2 separate regions of the Homo sapiens genome follow, and region 2 is linked to region 1. A link is an interaction called in ENCODE POLR2A ChIA-PET data of the cell type or tissue named here. Cell type or tissue: GM12878. All regions are shown on one strand.

Region 1 (8,000 bases):
ACAGCCTGATACGTTCACTATAATAAGGCTTGGTTTATATTAAGAAATGTCTGACCTTACTTTAGTTAGCATTATAATAACTCAGAAAATGAAATGAGTTCTCTAAGAACATAATATTTTCTTGTTGTTGTTGAGATGTAGTCTCGCTCTGTAGCCCAGGCTGGAGAGCGGTGGCGGGTCTCGGTTCACTGCAACCCCTACTTCCTGGGTTCAAGCAATTCTCATGCCTCAGCATCCCCAGTAGCTGAGATGACAGGTATGCGCCACCACGCCCGGCTAATCTGTGTATTTTTAGTAGAGGCAGGGTTTCACCATGTTGACCAGGCTGATCTCGAACTCCTGGCCTCAAGTGATCTGCCTGCCTTGGCCGCCCAAAGTGCTGAGATTACAGGGATGGCCACCAGGCCCAGCCAGAGCACAGTATTTTAATCTAAAAGTAAGACATACGGGAGGATCACTTGAGCCCAGGAGGTTGAAGCTGCAATGAGCCGAGATGGCGCCATTGCACTCCAGCCTGGGCAACAGAGCAAGGCCCTGTCTCAGTAAATAAATATATAAATAAATAAATGCATACATACATATACACACACACAATTTTTATTTGCCAAATAAATAAAAGTAAAATTTTAAATTAAAAAAAGTAAGACATATGACATTTACCAATCTAATATTTATATATAACTATATATTACCAATCTAATATTTATATATATTTTATATAACTCTTAGATAAATTCTAAAAGTTTATCAGGTATAGAAATACTAGAACAAATTTTATAATGTAGTATACAGTTGACCCTTGAACAACATGGATTTGAACTGTGCCAGTACAAGTGATAATGGGTGTGCCTCTCATGGCTCCCCATCTACCTCCTCCACCTCCTTTGCCTGTGCCACCCCTAAGACAGCAAGACCAACCCCTTCTTTCCCTCCGCCTCCTCCTCAGCCTCAGCCTCTTCAACATGAAAATGGAGTGGAAATGATGATCCGTTTCCACTTAATTAATAATAAATATATTTCCTTTCCCTTATAATTTTCTTTGTAATATGGTATACAATACTGTATTAACACATACAAAATATGTGTTAATCTACTATTTATCATTAAGGCTTCCGTTCAACAGTAGGCTATTAGCAGTTAAGTTTTTGGGGAGTCAAAAGTTATATGTGGATTTCCTACTGCACAGGGGGTTGGCACCCCTAACCCACACATGGTTCAAGGCTCAACTGTGGTTCCATCATCTGTACTCCCTTGCCCTGCTGGAGTCTACTTGGCCTCAGTTGCTTTGTGATACATATGGTTCATGCCTTTCTTCTCAATGCCATTCATGAATAGGAGATGCTCTAAAAGGTTTCTTTTGCCTTGGAAGTAGGTAGCTGGTTACTGACTGAATCATTTACTGACAAGGAATATGTTTAGATTCCATTTCAATAAGGTACACACACTATCAAGATGGTGAGGTTAGTTTTAAACAAATATGAAAATGCATATCTTACCCACATGCAGGCTTCAATCCTAACTTTTGAGATGATACTCCACAAAGAAATGGTTCCTTCAGTGCCCTCTTCATCTGGACAAATAATCTGATCAGGATAGGGTGGTTCGGGAAAATTAACTGAATTGCATTCATAAGCAGCTAATGTAACTGAGGCTATATGTGGACCCTATAAAACAAATACAAGAAACTTCTGATAAGAACTATTAAAAAATTATCAATACACATTATTTTAAAAATATATTAATTACTGTGTAAGAAAAATCTTAGCTTTCAAAGAACAAAAATAATTCTAAATAATTTCAAGATGCAGTTAGTAATATGAAGAAAATAATCCTTCCCAGAATCTCTTCCTGGTTGACTTAAAAAAAAATCAGATTTATTGAGGTAAAATTTACACATAATGAGTCACTTATTTGAGGTCTACATTTCAATTAGCTTTGACGAACATATTCAGCCATATAACCACACCAATCAAGATACAGAACATTTCCATTACTGCAAAAATGATCCCTTGGCCAGGCACAGCAGCTCATGCCTGTATTCCCACCACTTTGGGCGGCTGAGCCAGGATGACTGCTTGAAGCCAGGAGTTCAAGACCAGCCTGGGCTACAAAGCAAGACCTCATCTCTACAAAAATTTAAAAAATTAGCCATGCATTGTGGCATGTGCCTGTAGTCCCAGCTACTCAGGAGGTAGGAGGCATTGCTTGAGCCCAGGTGTTGGAGGCTGTAGTGGGCTATGATTGTGCCACTGCACTCCAGTCTGGACAACGGAACAAGGCCCCATCCCTTATAAAAAAAAATCCCTTGTGTTCCTCTGTGGCCAATTCCCTCCCTCAAGTCCTAGTCCCCGGCAACCACTGATCTAATTCCTTGCTTGACTTTTATTTTATTTATCTATATTTCTCATTTGTTAGATAATTCCTTTTATTAAAAAAAACTTCCTGAGCCACTGTTCTTTTAGGCACAATTTGAGAATATCACTTTACGTCCTTACTTAAAAACAGCTGGTGATCTACCACCTCATGTAACCTTTCCCAGTGAGATCATAAAGCAAAAATGTAACTGTGAAACCAGTATCAATGAGTTTTACACAATGGTTCCTAAAAGCACAAGATGAGGTGTCTGCATACTAGGGAGTTGGTTAAAATATAAATTCCTGGGTCCCTTAAGCATAGGTTGATAGATGTCCTCTAGCATACAGTAACTAGCAGCCATCAGCTATTATGAAGATAAATACTTTATTTGTAGAATAAAATTATTTACATATATATACACGAGATTTTATTACTAATTATATTGTGCAAGTATTTCTGAATCTGAAGGTTTCTATTAAAGATTTCTCCAATGATTTTTCATAAATGAGACAGTCCCACAGAAAAGTAAGTGGGCTCTGTGTATAAGAAAGTATTTTAAGATCACTTGATGAAAGAATCTGTGGTTCAAAGTACATAAAATCTAGTGATAAAAATAAAACTAAGACATTCTACTATCAAGATAATAAAATTTTGTTTGATGTTAATATACAAAGTTGTTCACACATATGTGATATTTATCTCTAAATAGAATCGGCATTTTCTGTTAAAATAATACCTAAAAAATGAAATCCTTGGAACTGAATCAGTTAATTATTAGTTTTTTCTGGATCAAAAAAATCGATGTGAAGTTTTAGCCTTTGTTCCTCTTTTTGGGGACTTTTAATTCTTGGAAATGCAGAAATATTAAAGTATTAAAATAATTATATAAGATTTTGAAAATACTTTGACTACTTAGGTTTTTGAAAACTTATGATTAACCATGAAATCTACAATCATTTCTTTAAATGCCAGGTGCACACAAGAGATTTCACACTTGGGGGAAAAAAGAATTATTTTGTGATACTACAAAAAAACCCCAAAGTTTGTGATATTCAGAATAACTGCATAGTTTGTGAAACATTTCTCCTCATACAATTATAGCTATCAGACATAATTAAAAAAAAAAGAAGAAATCAGCTGTAACTTCCACCTTTACTATTAGAAAACACAAAAGAGACATATGAATGCCAATAAGTGAAAAAGAAGAAAATTTAAGAGTTTGTCCATGCTGTCCCCATGTTACTGTCCTCTTTGGCTACAGGTAGTCTACAGCTAAAGTTAGAAATGAATTTCAAGTGAACAAAAATAAATTGCTCTGGGAGCTAAAATAATGAGATTTCTGGGATAGATAGGAAAGAAAAAGCTATATTTGCATTCCAGAAATATAAAAAATGTATCCTAACAGATTAAACACATTATCCAATAAAATAAAAGTTCTTTATAGTTTTCATTTTTAGTTATTCTGAAAAGGGAAATTTTCAACAATCTGATTTGAGAATGTTTTTTCAAGTCTCTGATTTGAGAATTCTTTCTTCTAAAGAAGTCTGTTCATTCACTCAACTAAACTGACATATATTTTCCATAACCACACTAGTAAGTCATGATTACTCAGCCTTTGAGGCAGATGTGGTGGTTCCCAGACAAAATGAACATTAACAACTCAGTTTCTTGTCCTTTGTTCATAGTTTAAACTATATTAAGTGATAGGAAACCTCACAAGTTCTATTCAACATTTTAGCTTAATGGTTTTTAAATATAACCGATTTGAATGAAAAAATATGTTTATATGAAAAATTCAAATAAAAAAATTTTTGATTAAAAGTTTTAAAAGTTACACATAATTCAAACTACTTTTAAAGTATATTTTCTAAAAACTACAAGTCTCACTACAATGTAGCAAATATGAGTCACATTTTTAACCATACTAAACAAAGAAACAAGAGGGTAAAGACCCAAACAGCTATAGTATTAATTGAAAAGCCTAACTGGATAAAACCTGCCACAGGATATAAAATTTATATATTTACTGAGCAGCAGGTTCCAACTCTTGTGGGAGCATGGGTTAGGGATCCTGGTCTATGGCTGAAGGTTTTCTGTCTCACGGCGGATGAAGTAACGGATACTAGACTTTCATTTCTATAGCAAACAATTAGAAAACTGGACAAAATATATGGGACAATTCTTTTTAGACATTGTACTACAGGCAGTACAGGGCTTTGATTACTAAGAGAAGGGATAAAAATGAAGAAACCATACATTGACTCTGGCTTCTTGTCTGTAGACACATTCCATGCCTGCCAAAAATTCCATGGTCAAAAGAGCAAGAGCCCAAACAAAGCATGTTGCTCCTGCCGAGTTGAGAATGAGATTGGGGTTCACGAGTTCAGGATTCAAGAAGGCTGAGGCAGTCAGAATTTATGAGGCAGTATACCAGAAAAGAGAAAGCTACACAGAGAAGGAACTCTAGAAATCTGCACAGGGGTCCCCTTCAGACTCTGGCACACAAAGCTGCATTGCATGCTAAGGTGAGACCACAAGTCCAGGCAAAGAACTACAAGAACTACTGGGAAAAGAATAATTACTGGGGATTTGTAAACTGACCAATTCCCAGAGTTCACACAGGCCTGGGAAACATTTGTGATCAACCAGCTAGAGTAGAGAGACTCAGCATTCAACCCAGAAAGGTCATGCCTGGGTAGGTACGACCTTTCCTTCTGGTCCTAAGGTGAAAGCTACTCTAGTCTGACCCTAACAGGGTTTAAAACAAGTCTTAAAAAGATCAAGCTGATCCACAGGTAACTTAATTGTCCCCTTCACCCTCCCCCCACATCAATGTTCTATAGTGGAAGACAAAATCCATACAATCAACAATTTAATACTACATATCTAGCATTCAATTAAAAATTACTAGCACTCAATATAATATTACTAGATATGCGAAGCAGCAAATTATAACTCATAACCAAAAGAAATATTGCTCAATAGAAACAGACCCAGATTTGATGAAAAGTATCAATCCACAGACTTAAGAAACTGAACAAATCCAGTCAGGATCGACACAAAGAAAATAAAACACATGGGCTGGGTGCGGTGGCTCACGCCTGTAATCCCAGCACTTTGGGAGGCCAAGGTGGGTGGATCATGAGGTCAGGAGTTCGAGACTAGCCTGGCCAACATGGTGAAACCTGTCTCTACTAAAAATACAAAAAATTAGCCGGGCATGGTGGCAAGTGCCTATAATCCCAGCTACTGGGGAGGCTGGGGCAGGAGAATCGCTTGAACCCAGGAGGCAGAGGGTGCGGTGAGCTGAGATCTCAACACTGCATGCCAGCACAAAAAAGAAAAGAAAAGAAAACATATAGGCCGGGCATGGTGGCTCACGCCTGTAATCCCAGCGCTTTGGGAGGCCAAGGTGGGTGGATCATGAGGTCAGGAGATTGAGACCATCCTGGCTAACATGGTGAAACCCCATCCCTACTAAAAATACAAAAATTAGCTGGGTATGGTGGTGCGCACCTGTAATCCCAGCTACTCGGGAGGCTGAGGCAGGGGAATGGCTTGAATCCGGGAGGCGGAGATTGCAGTGAGCCGAGATTGCGCCACTGCACTCCAGCCTGACGTCAGAGCAAGATGCCATCTCAAAAAAAGAAAAAAGAAAATAGAAAATAAAACATAATCAAACTGCTAAAAATCATCACAATCATGTCATAATGAAATTGCTATAATTCAATGACAAGAGGAAAAGTCTTAAAAACAATAGAGTAGATAAAAATAAAACATCTACAGGGAAAAATAGGTCAGACTTTTCATCAGAAATAATGCAAACCACAGGACATCAGAATTACTTCTTTAAAATGTCAAAGAAAAAAATACCTGTGAATCTGGGAGCTAGGGAAAATATATTTCAAAAAAATATATTTCAAAACAGTACTGTGGATTTACGACATATGAGGAAGTAAAATATACAAGAAGTAAAATGTATGACAACTAAAGCATAAATTATAAATTATGGGAGGAGGAAATGAAGAACACTATTATAAGGTTGTTATATTTTATACAAAATGAGAAAACAATACTTCATTGTTCACCCTGTAAGTTAATGGAGCATATTGCAAACCTTAGGACAACCACTAATTTTTTTTTTCTTTTTTTTTTTTGAGAAAGGGTCCTACCCTGTTGCCCAGGCTGGAGGGCAGTAGTGTGATCACAGCTCAGTGGAGTCTTGACTGCCCAGGCTCATGAGATTCTACCTCAGCCTCCCGAGTAGCTGGGACCACAGGCATGCATCACTACACCTAGCTATACCACTAAAAATTTTAAAAGAAGTAGAACAAACAAGCAAATAAATTCAATACCAAAAAAAAAAAAAAAAAAAACACCAAAAAACAAAACAAAACAAAACAAAACAAAAAAATCCTCAGTCCAAAAGAAGGCAGAGAAAAAAGAAAAAGGAATGAAAAATTAGATATGACAAACAGTTTGAGGGTAGACTTAAACCCAATCATATTGATAACTACATTAATTGCAAATGGACCAAATGTATAAATTCAGGCAGACACTGTCACACTGGATTAGTACACGCTGTCTATAAGAAACCCACTTTAAATATTAAGAACCCAGAAAAGAAAGAGTAAAGAAATGGGAAAAGAAAAACCATTTAAAAAATCCATAAAAAAGATAAAGTAGCTAAATTGATATTAGACAAAGTAGATTTAATGACAAAGAATATTAACAGAGATTCATAGGAACAAATGATAAAAGGTCTAATTCTCAGGAAGTCAGACCAATTCTAAATGTGTATACAACCAATAACAGAGTGTGAAAATACATAAAGCAAAAACTGACAGAACACAGAAATGAACAAATCCCCAATTATAGCTAGAAATTTCTTTATTTTATTTTTTTTGAGACAGAGTCTCACTCTGTTGCCCAGGCTGGAGTGCAATGGCACGATCCTGGCTCACTGCAACCTTCGCCTCTGGGGTTCAAGCAATTCTCCTGCCTCAGCCTCCCAAGTAGCTGGGGTTACAGGCACCCGCCACCACACCCAGCTAATTTTTGTATTTTTGGTAGAGATGTGGTTTCACCATGTTGGTCAGGCTGGTTTTGAACTCCTGACCTCAGGTGATCCACCCAACTGGGACTGCTGGCGCAAGATACCACAACCAACTAATTTTGTTGTTGTTGTTGTTGAGACAGGGTCTCTCATTCCATCACCCAAACTGGAGTGCAGTGGCAAGATCTTGGCTCACTGCAGCCTCAACCTCTAGAGTTCTGGTGATCTTCCCACCTCAGCCTCCTGGGTAGCTGGGACTACAGGTGTACACCACCACGCCTGGCTAATTTTTTGTAGAGGTGGGGTTTTGCCTGTTGCCCAGGCTGGTCTCTAACTCTTGGGCTCAAGTGATCTACCCACCTCAGTCTCTCAAAGTGCTGGGATTACAGGTGTAAGCCAGAGTGCCCAGCCCAGCTAATTTTTTTTCATTATTTGTAGACAGGTCTCCCTGTGTTGCTTAAACTCCTAGGCTCAGGGGATCCTCCTACCAACACCTCCCAAAGTGCTGGCATTACAGGTGTGAGCCGGCGCACCTGGCCCAGATAATTTTTTTTTTGTTATTTTTAGAGATGGGTCCCCCTATGTTGCC
Region 2 (8,000 bases), 190 kb after region 1:
AGTCAGGTTACATTTCTATCTAAGACAGACCAACAAAAACAATATTTCACTATTTAATTTCTTTCTATTAAAAGGTCAGTGTGTTTTACATATATTTACTAATGAGCCTGATGTCTTTGACATTTGACATATATGTGTGTGTATATATACATATACACTATTACGTCTTTGACATATACTACTATGTCTTTGACATAAAATATATATACATACTATTATGTCTTTGACATAAACATATGTCTTTGACATAAATATATATAATCCTCTTTGGCAGCTAGCTTACAATTTTTATCTATCTTTTACCTAAAATTATTCAGATAATCAGAAAAAGCTAGGGCAACACTTGAGAAGGGCACAGAATTCCCAACAGAGGTAGCACTCTATCTGGGTGCCACATTCCTTACTTACAAATACTTAAGTTTTTTAACTTGATACTGAATGCTCACCAGTCAGAAAAACCAAGATGTCTCCAGCCATTTCATTCAAATGGATATCCATGGTGACTTTCACAATCTAAAGCAAGAAATGCAGGCATAATATGCTAGTGGAAATACAGTCATTCCCTTACCACCACTTCCCTTGCCCCACAGAAAAATTAAATTTGGTTCTTAAAAGTTCTAGGACCTGTGAGGACTGTCATTAAAATAGTAGTGAACAAATGAATTATCAAACCACCCAATTAGTAAGAATCATAGATATTTAAAAAAGACATTAAATGAATGCCAAGTAATACCGCTTGAATATACGCAGTATTTTCTCTGTCTCGTGGACCAATCAAATTGCAGAATTTCTCTCTGACTGGATAAAGCCTTCCAGGTATATCAAATATTGGACAATTTCCAAAGAATGCAGAGAGCTTGGCTAATTCCATAGTTGCTGACATTACCACCACTTTTAAATGCTCCTTCCTATTAGGAGACTTCTCCTGAAATAGCTTCTTCAATAAACCAAATAAGATATCCTGAAAGAAAAGTAAATTTCTAGTAAGTCACAAGTACACTTAACAGCCAAACTATTTTAGATACACTGCTATTCTAACCAAGGAATTCCTATTTTAATACATTAAAATATAAGTAGGAGCCAGGTGCAGTGGCTCACACCTGTAATCCCAGCACTTTGGGAGGCCAAGGTCGGAGGCCAGGAGGTCGAGACCTGCCAGGGAAACAAAACGAGACACTGTCTCTACAAAAAATATTCTTAAAAATTAGCCAGACATGGTGATGCACGTCTGCAGTACCAGCAACTCAGGAGGTTGAGATGGGAGGATCACTTGAGCCCAGGAGTTCAAGGGTGCAGTGAGCTATGATCGTGCCACTGCTCTCCAGCCTGGGTGATGGAGCAAGACTCCATCTCTAAAAAATTAAATTAAATTAAAAAGTAAGAGGAGGCAATTCTCTACACAATAAAAAGCTACCCAAACAAACTACTTGCTAATAAAAAAATAATAATAAATTAAAATACTCACTGTAGTTAGAGTTCTTTCATGGGCTTCATCCAAAATAATGACACTGAATTTGGTAAGATTTGGGTCTCCCAGAATATGTTTCAGTAAACATCCATCAGTCATATATTTGATTGCTGTCTCCTAATGTTCAAACAGCAGTGTCACAGGAATTCACCACTATTTTCCCAACTAAATTTTTCCTCAAGAGGTACAAACATTAAGTGATCAAACCACTCTGACTAAACAAAAGGGTACATAAAAATAGTCTAACTTATGTATACAAAATGATGGTAAGTTACAAAACATGCTGTCTATACAGAAAAAGGGACAAATAACTCACTTGGGTATTCTTGGACAAAGCAACAAAAATCACCAATAAGGAAATACAATAAAGTCAGAGGAAAGTGGCAAGATGATGCAATGGCATTGGGTAAGCAAGTTGTGGGAAACAACAGTGAAATGAGATTTATCTTTCTGACTCAGCCCCTATTTTAGAGGATTCGGGGGAAATGAGAAAATGGTAGGTGCATACTTTCCACCCACTCTCTCCTCTTCTCTATTAAAAAATGTGTTACTTAGGTCAGACACGGTAGCTCACGCCTGTAATCCCAGCACTTTGGGTTGCTGAGGTGGGCGGATCACTTGAGTCCAGGAGTTCGAGACCAGCCTGGACAACATAGCAAAACCACATCTCTAATAAACATATAAAAATTAGCCAGGTGTGGTGGGTCACGCCTGTAGTCCCAGCTACTTGGGAGGCTGAGACGGGAGGACTGCTTGAGCCTGAGAGGCGGAGATTGCAGTGAGCTGAGATCACGCCATTGCACTCCAGCCTGGGTGACTTAGTAAGACACTATCTCCAAATAAAAATGTGTTACTCAACAAGCATTAAAACAGGGTGAGAAAAAGGTCCAAAGGGTAGGAATAACAGCAACGACATCCATAAAACAAGGGAAAGAAGAAAGAAAAAACAGTGACCACTAGGAAGGCAAAAAGATAGTATTTTGGGGAGTCATCTTGTGCCACATTTGATGGCCATTCCCATTAGGGAACATATGTAAACCAGGGATCGTTTTGTAGCTGGACAGGATTAAGAAATCCACAGGGAATGTAAATTATAATATTCACTATTAAAAAGAAAATTTTAAATTTGTTGGTGCCATGAATATAGAAGATGCTTTAACACTTGCTGATTTTGTTAATTGGCTGATTTTGTTAATTCAGCTTTCCATTGACTTCAAGAATACAAACACATAAAATAAATCAACCTGAAAACATGCTCAGTGAAATAAGAGTGACACGAAGTACAAAATATTGTGTGATTCCACTTGAATGAGGTACCCGGAGTAGGCAAATTTGTAGAGACAGAAAGTAGAACAGAAGATACAGCAGGGCGCGGTGGTTTACCCTGTAATCCCAGCACTTTGGGAGGCCGAGGTGGGCAGATCACAAGGTCAGGAATTTGAGACCAACCCCATCTCTACTAAAAATACAAAAAATTAGCTGGGCGTGGTGGCAGGAGCCTGTAAACCCAGCTACTTGGGAGGCTGAGGCAGGAGAATCACTAGAACCTGGGAGGCAGAGGTTGCAGGGAGTGGAGGTTGCGCCACTGCACTCCAGCCCGGGCAATGGTGTGAGACTTCGTCTCAAAAAAAAAAAAGAAGTTACCAGAGGCTAGGGGGAGGGAGAAATGGGGGTTTTAATCTATAAGAGTTTCTGTTTGGGATGATAAAAAAAGTTCTGAAAGTAGAAATGGTGATGGTTACCCAACATTGTGAACACATTTTTTTTTTTTTTTTGAGGTGGAGTTTTGCTCTTGTTGCCCAGGCTGGAGTGCAGTGGCGCGATCTCAGCTCACCGCAACCTCCGCCTCCCGGGTTCAAGCCATTTTCCTGCCTCAGCCTCCTGAGTAGCTGGGATTACAGGCATGCACCACCGTGCCCAGCTAATTTTGTATTTTTAAAAGAGACAGGGTTTCTCCATGTTGGTCAGGCTGGTCTCGAACTCCTGACCTCAGGTGATCCACCCGCCTCGGCCTCCCAAAGTGATGGGATTACAGACGTGAGCCATCGAGCCCAGCCCATTGTGAACATACTTAATGGCACTGAATTGTATACCAAAATAGTAAAATGGTCGATTTTAAGTTATATATATTTTACTACAATAAAACATTTTAAAAACCTACATGTCAAGAATCCTTACAGTTAAAAAACATAAATAAGAGAATCCTAAGAAAATAAACTGTCATTTATAAACTAAGGAAGGAGAAAATGGGATGAACATCAGACACTTGAGAGCTAAAGCATTAACAATGAACAACAAAAATAAATTCTTTAAAATATATATTGAACTTTGAAGTTAAAAATCTTTCAGAACTCTCTCCACTCTTTCTGTTAAGTTTATAACATTAGCTGGGCATGGTGGCATGCTCCTGTAGTCCCAGCTACCCAAGGGGCTGAGGTAGGAGATCACTTGAGCCCAGAAGGTAGAGGCTACAGAGAGCCATGATTGCGCCACGCACTCCAGGCTGGGCGACAGAGCAAGACCCTGTCCCATAAAAGAAAAGAAACAAATACCAACAAGACTTTTGTACCTTAGAACTGCAATCATCAAAACGAACTTGGTATCCTACTTTGGATCCCAAAGTGCATTTCATTTCTTCAGCTACTCTCTGAGCAACTGATATAGCAGCTACTTTTCGTGGTTGAGTTACACCAATCATACCATGTTGTGAAAACCCTATCAAAACCAGAGATAAAGAAACACAACAATGTTAGCAATTGTCTTCCTATTAGAGCTAAATTGTTTTTGGCCAATCAACACAAAACTGCTTGAATGTTTCCAAAAGAATATCTCGCAAATTAAAAACACACTGCTATGTTTGCATCATGGAAATTTAAATATTAATTTAAAATAATACATATTAATAACCATGCAAAAATATATTATATATATAATATATAAATATATATAATATAAATCCAGTTTATATTATATATATTTATATATTATATATATTATATACTAATATATATTTAATATATAATATATATTATAATATATTATATATTATATATATTAATATATAACATATTATATGTATTATATAATTTATAATATATTATATATAAATATACATTATAATATATTATAATATATACTATATATTATATATAAATATACATTATAATATAATGTATATTATATATATTTAGACAGAGTTTTGCTCTTGTTGCCTAGGCTGTAGTGCAATGGCGCAATCTCGGCTCACCGCAACCTCTGCGTCCCAGGTTCAAGCAACTCTCCTGCCTCAGCCTCCCGAGTAGCTGGGATAACAGGCATGTGCCACCATGCCGGGCTAATTTTGTATTTTAGCAGAGACGGGTTTTTTCCCTGTTGGTCAGGCTGGTCTTGTACTCCCAACCTCAGGTGATCCACTTGCCTCTGCCTCCCAAAGTACTGGGATTATAGGCTTGAGACACCACGCCCAGCCAAAACAAAAAAAAAGAAAGAAAAAATTATATATATATCTATATATATATATAGATATATATATATTTTTTTCTTTTTTGAGACGGAGTATTGCTCTGTTGCCCAGGCTGGAATGCAGTGGCGCGATCTCGGCTCACTGCAACTTTCACTTCCTGGGTTCAAGCGATTCTCCTGCCTCAGCCACCTGAGCAGCTGGGATTACAGGCGCTTGCCACCAGGCCCAGCTAATTTTTTTGTAAAAAATATATTTTTTAAATTAGAATTCAGGCTTTGTCTGTTTTTTTCTGTCTAAAAATCTACTCTAAAGGTAAGCCAAGAATTTTGAAACATAAGAATTCATAAAATTCCACACACTTCCCAAAATAAATTTACTTTTGCCACAAGAGTAAAACTGGATTTATTTATTTATTTATTTATTTATTTATTTATTTATTTTTGAGATAGAGTCTTGCTCTGTTGCCCAGGCGGGAGTGCAGTGGCACAATCTCGGCTCACTGCAACCTCTACCTCCTGGGTTCAAGCAATTCTCCTGCCTCAGCCGCCTGAGTAACTGGGATTACAGGTGCGCGCCACCACACCCAGCTAATTTTGTATTTTTAGTAGAGATGGGGTTTCACCATGTTGGCCAGGCTGGTCGCAAACTTCTGACCTCAAGTGATCCATCTGCCTCAGCCTCCCAATGTGCTGGGATCACAGGCATGAGCCACTGCACCCAGCCTAAAACTGGACTTAAATATGCCACCTTTCTGCTGGGAGCAGTGGTACACACCTGTAATCCCAGCTACTCAGGAGCCTGGCTACTCAGAAGGTTGAGGTAGGAGGATTGCTTGAACTCAGGAGTTTGAGATCAGCCTGGGCGACATAGTAAGATCTCATCTCAAAAAAATAAATAAATATATATATCTATATTTATATATATATATATATGCACCTTCCATATACCATTTTAATATATTTGGGAATGGAGCTGCATCTTAAAATCGATGGCGCATTTCCATTCTTACTAATACAGTAGTCCCTCTTTACCTTTGGTTTTGCTTTCCAATTTTTCAGTTACCTACAGTCAGTGGAGGTCCAAAAATGTTACAGTACTTTGAGAGACAGAGAGAGACCACATTTACAAAAGTTTTACTACAGTATATTGTCATAACTGCTCTATTTTATTGTTGTTGTTGTTAATTTCTTACTATGCCTAATTTATAAACTAAACTTTATCAAAAGTATGTATGTATGTATAGGAAAACACATAGTATATGCAGGGTTTGGTATTATTGGCAGTTTCAGGCATTGAGTGGTCTTAGAAGGCATCTCCCAAGGATAAGAAGGGATTACTGCACATAAAATAGTGATATATCTTAATAGATGGCACCTTAGATTGAAGCATTAGAATAATACATTTGTTATTTTTTAAGGCAAATCATATCCAATATAATACTGCTCTTTACAAACCTTATGACAGAAAGTTCTGTCATACTGAATGACACTTGTCAAAAAACAAAATTACAACAAATTTATTTTATTTTTATTTATTTTTTTTGACACAGAGTCTCACTCTGTTGCCCAGACTGGAGTGCAACAGCACGGTCTCAGCTCACTGCAACCTCTGCCTCCTGGGTTCAAGTGATTCTCCCGCCTCAGCCTCCCAAGTAGCTGGGATTATAGGCGCCCGCCACCACGCCTAATTTTTGTATTTTTAGTATAGACGGGTTTCACCATGTTGGCCAGGCTGGTCTCGAACTGCTGACCTCATGATCCACCTGCCCTGGCCTCCCAAAGTGCTGGGATTACAGGCTTGAGCCACTGCGCCCGGCCTAAAAAATTTTTTTTTTTTTGGAGACGGAGTCTCACTCTGTCTCCCAGGCTGGAGTACAGTGGCACGATCTCGGCTCACTGCAAGCTCCGCCTCCCAGATTCATGCCATTCTCCTGCCTCAGCCTCCCGAGTAGCTGGGACTACAAGCGCCCACCACCACGCCCGGCGAATTTTTTTTTTTTCTATTTTTAGTAGAGACAGGGTTTCACTGTGTTAGCCATGATGGTCCCGATCTCCTGACCTCATGATCCGCCCACCTCGGGCTCCCAAAGTGCTGGGATTACAGGCGTGAGCCACTGTGCCCAGCCAAAACTTTTTAATTGGCTTTTGTGATTCTAACTCTGGAATCACATCAACCCATCGTCTCATAAAATAGAATCAGTGTTCCAATGAGCTGAGCAGAGGAGGCTGATTGTATAGACAGAAAAGGGCTGAGGAAAGCAGAAACAGAAAACAAAAAGCAGATTGCTCATTTCAAAGTTACTTTTCTTGTCAAAGTTAAAGCAGAGGAAACTTCTTGATGCTCCTAAAACTGGTCTGTTTGGGGATTTGGCTATTATCTCTTTCTCCTGATTTCTCAGTAGATGAAAAATTTAGTTTCTAGACTTGGTGGCGTGGAACTTCAGTATGAGTAACTCCATTTTGGTTTGGTCTGTTGGGTCTAGTGCGGGGGATCAGTCCAAACCAAAGGCCTCCTATTAACTTTACTTAACGTATTTTAAAGGTAATTTGTTAGTTGGCTTGCGCTGGCAAAGTCAGGGGATAAATATTTACCTGATAATGCTCTAGAGAAAGAACCAAGAAGTACTAATGGCAGCAACAGATATCACATATCTCTTACCCCTCAAAATTATTTCAGTATCCAATGGTTAATAGTCTACTGCTAGACAACTTTATTCTATAAAATGGAATATCTAGATGTAATTCTATTTGAGATTATTATGGTAATTAAAAATGGGAAAATTTGCCATCCCAACTAATTCTTGAACCTGAAATAGACCATAAAGAAGCAAAGGAGACATAGGGGAAGGGGGTGTGCCAAGAGAAGCGGGACTATAAAGCAAATACTGGGCAATCATGGAGTACAGAAGTCCTACTGGCCTTTAAAAAGAGGATATTTTTAAAATATTTCCAATTATTACAACAGAAAAAAATCACCTGCTTCATATAGATATTTTGGGAGTTGAGTTGTTTTACCACTTCCTGTATTTCCAGTAACAATAAGGAATGAATTGTCCCTCACAGCTTGAAT

Evidence for each region. ChIA-PET counts read pairs that join two places held together with the same protein. Peaks named below come from ENCODE experiments on the same cell type or tissue, not always from the same donor. Only the 100,000 strongest peaks of a DNase experiment are listed, where the experiment ranks them.
Region 2: POLR2A ChIA-PET joins it to region 1 with 14 read pairs; 2 of 35 experiments call an interaction of 5 or more read pairs at or near these places.

Annotation. Positions count from the first base shown.
Region 1 is chr17:59,758,635-59,766,634 of GRCh38, reverse strand. VMP1 (vacuole membrane protein 1) reads right to left here. Exons shown (of 12, transcript NM_030938.5): 6 at 1,497-1,664. Among named protein-coding and RNA genes, the nearest start is that of VMP1, 55 kb to the right of the region's middle. In GM12878, no CTCF peak of the experiment used is centred here; a DNase peak (open chromatin) is centred at 3,978; H3K27ac peaks cover 1,290 bases.
Region 2 is chr17:59,566,701-59,574,700 of GRCh38, reverse strand. DHX40 (DEAH-box helicase 40) reads right to left here. Exons shown (of 18, transcript NM_024612.5): 2 at 7,907-8,000; 3 at 4,038-4,183; 4 at 1,466-1,585; 5 at 734-961; 6 at 447-513. Among named protein-coding and RNA genes, the nearest start is that of DHX40, 5.1 kb to the right of the region's middle. In GM12878, no CTCF peak of the experiment used is centred here; no DNase peak of the experiment used is centred here; H3K4me3 peaks cover 32 bases; H3K27ac peaks cover 264 bases.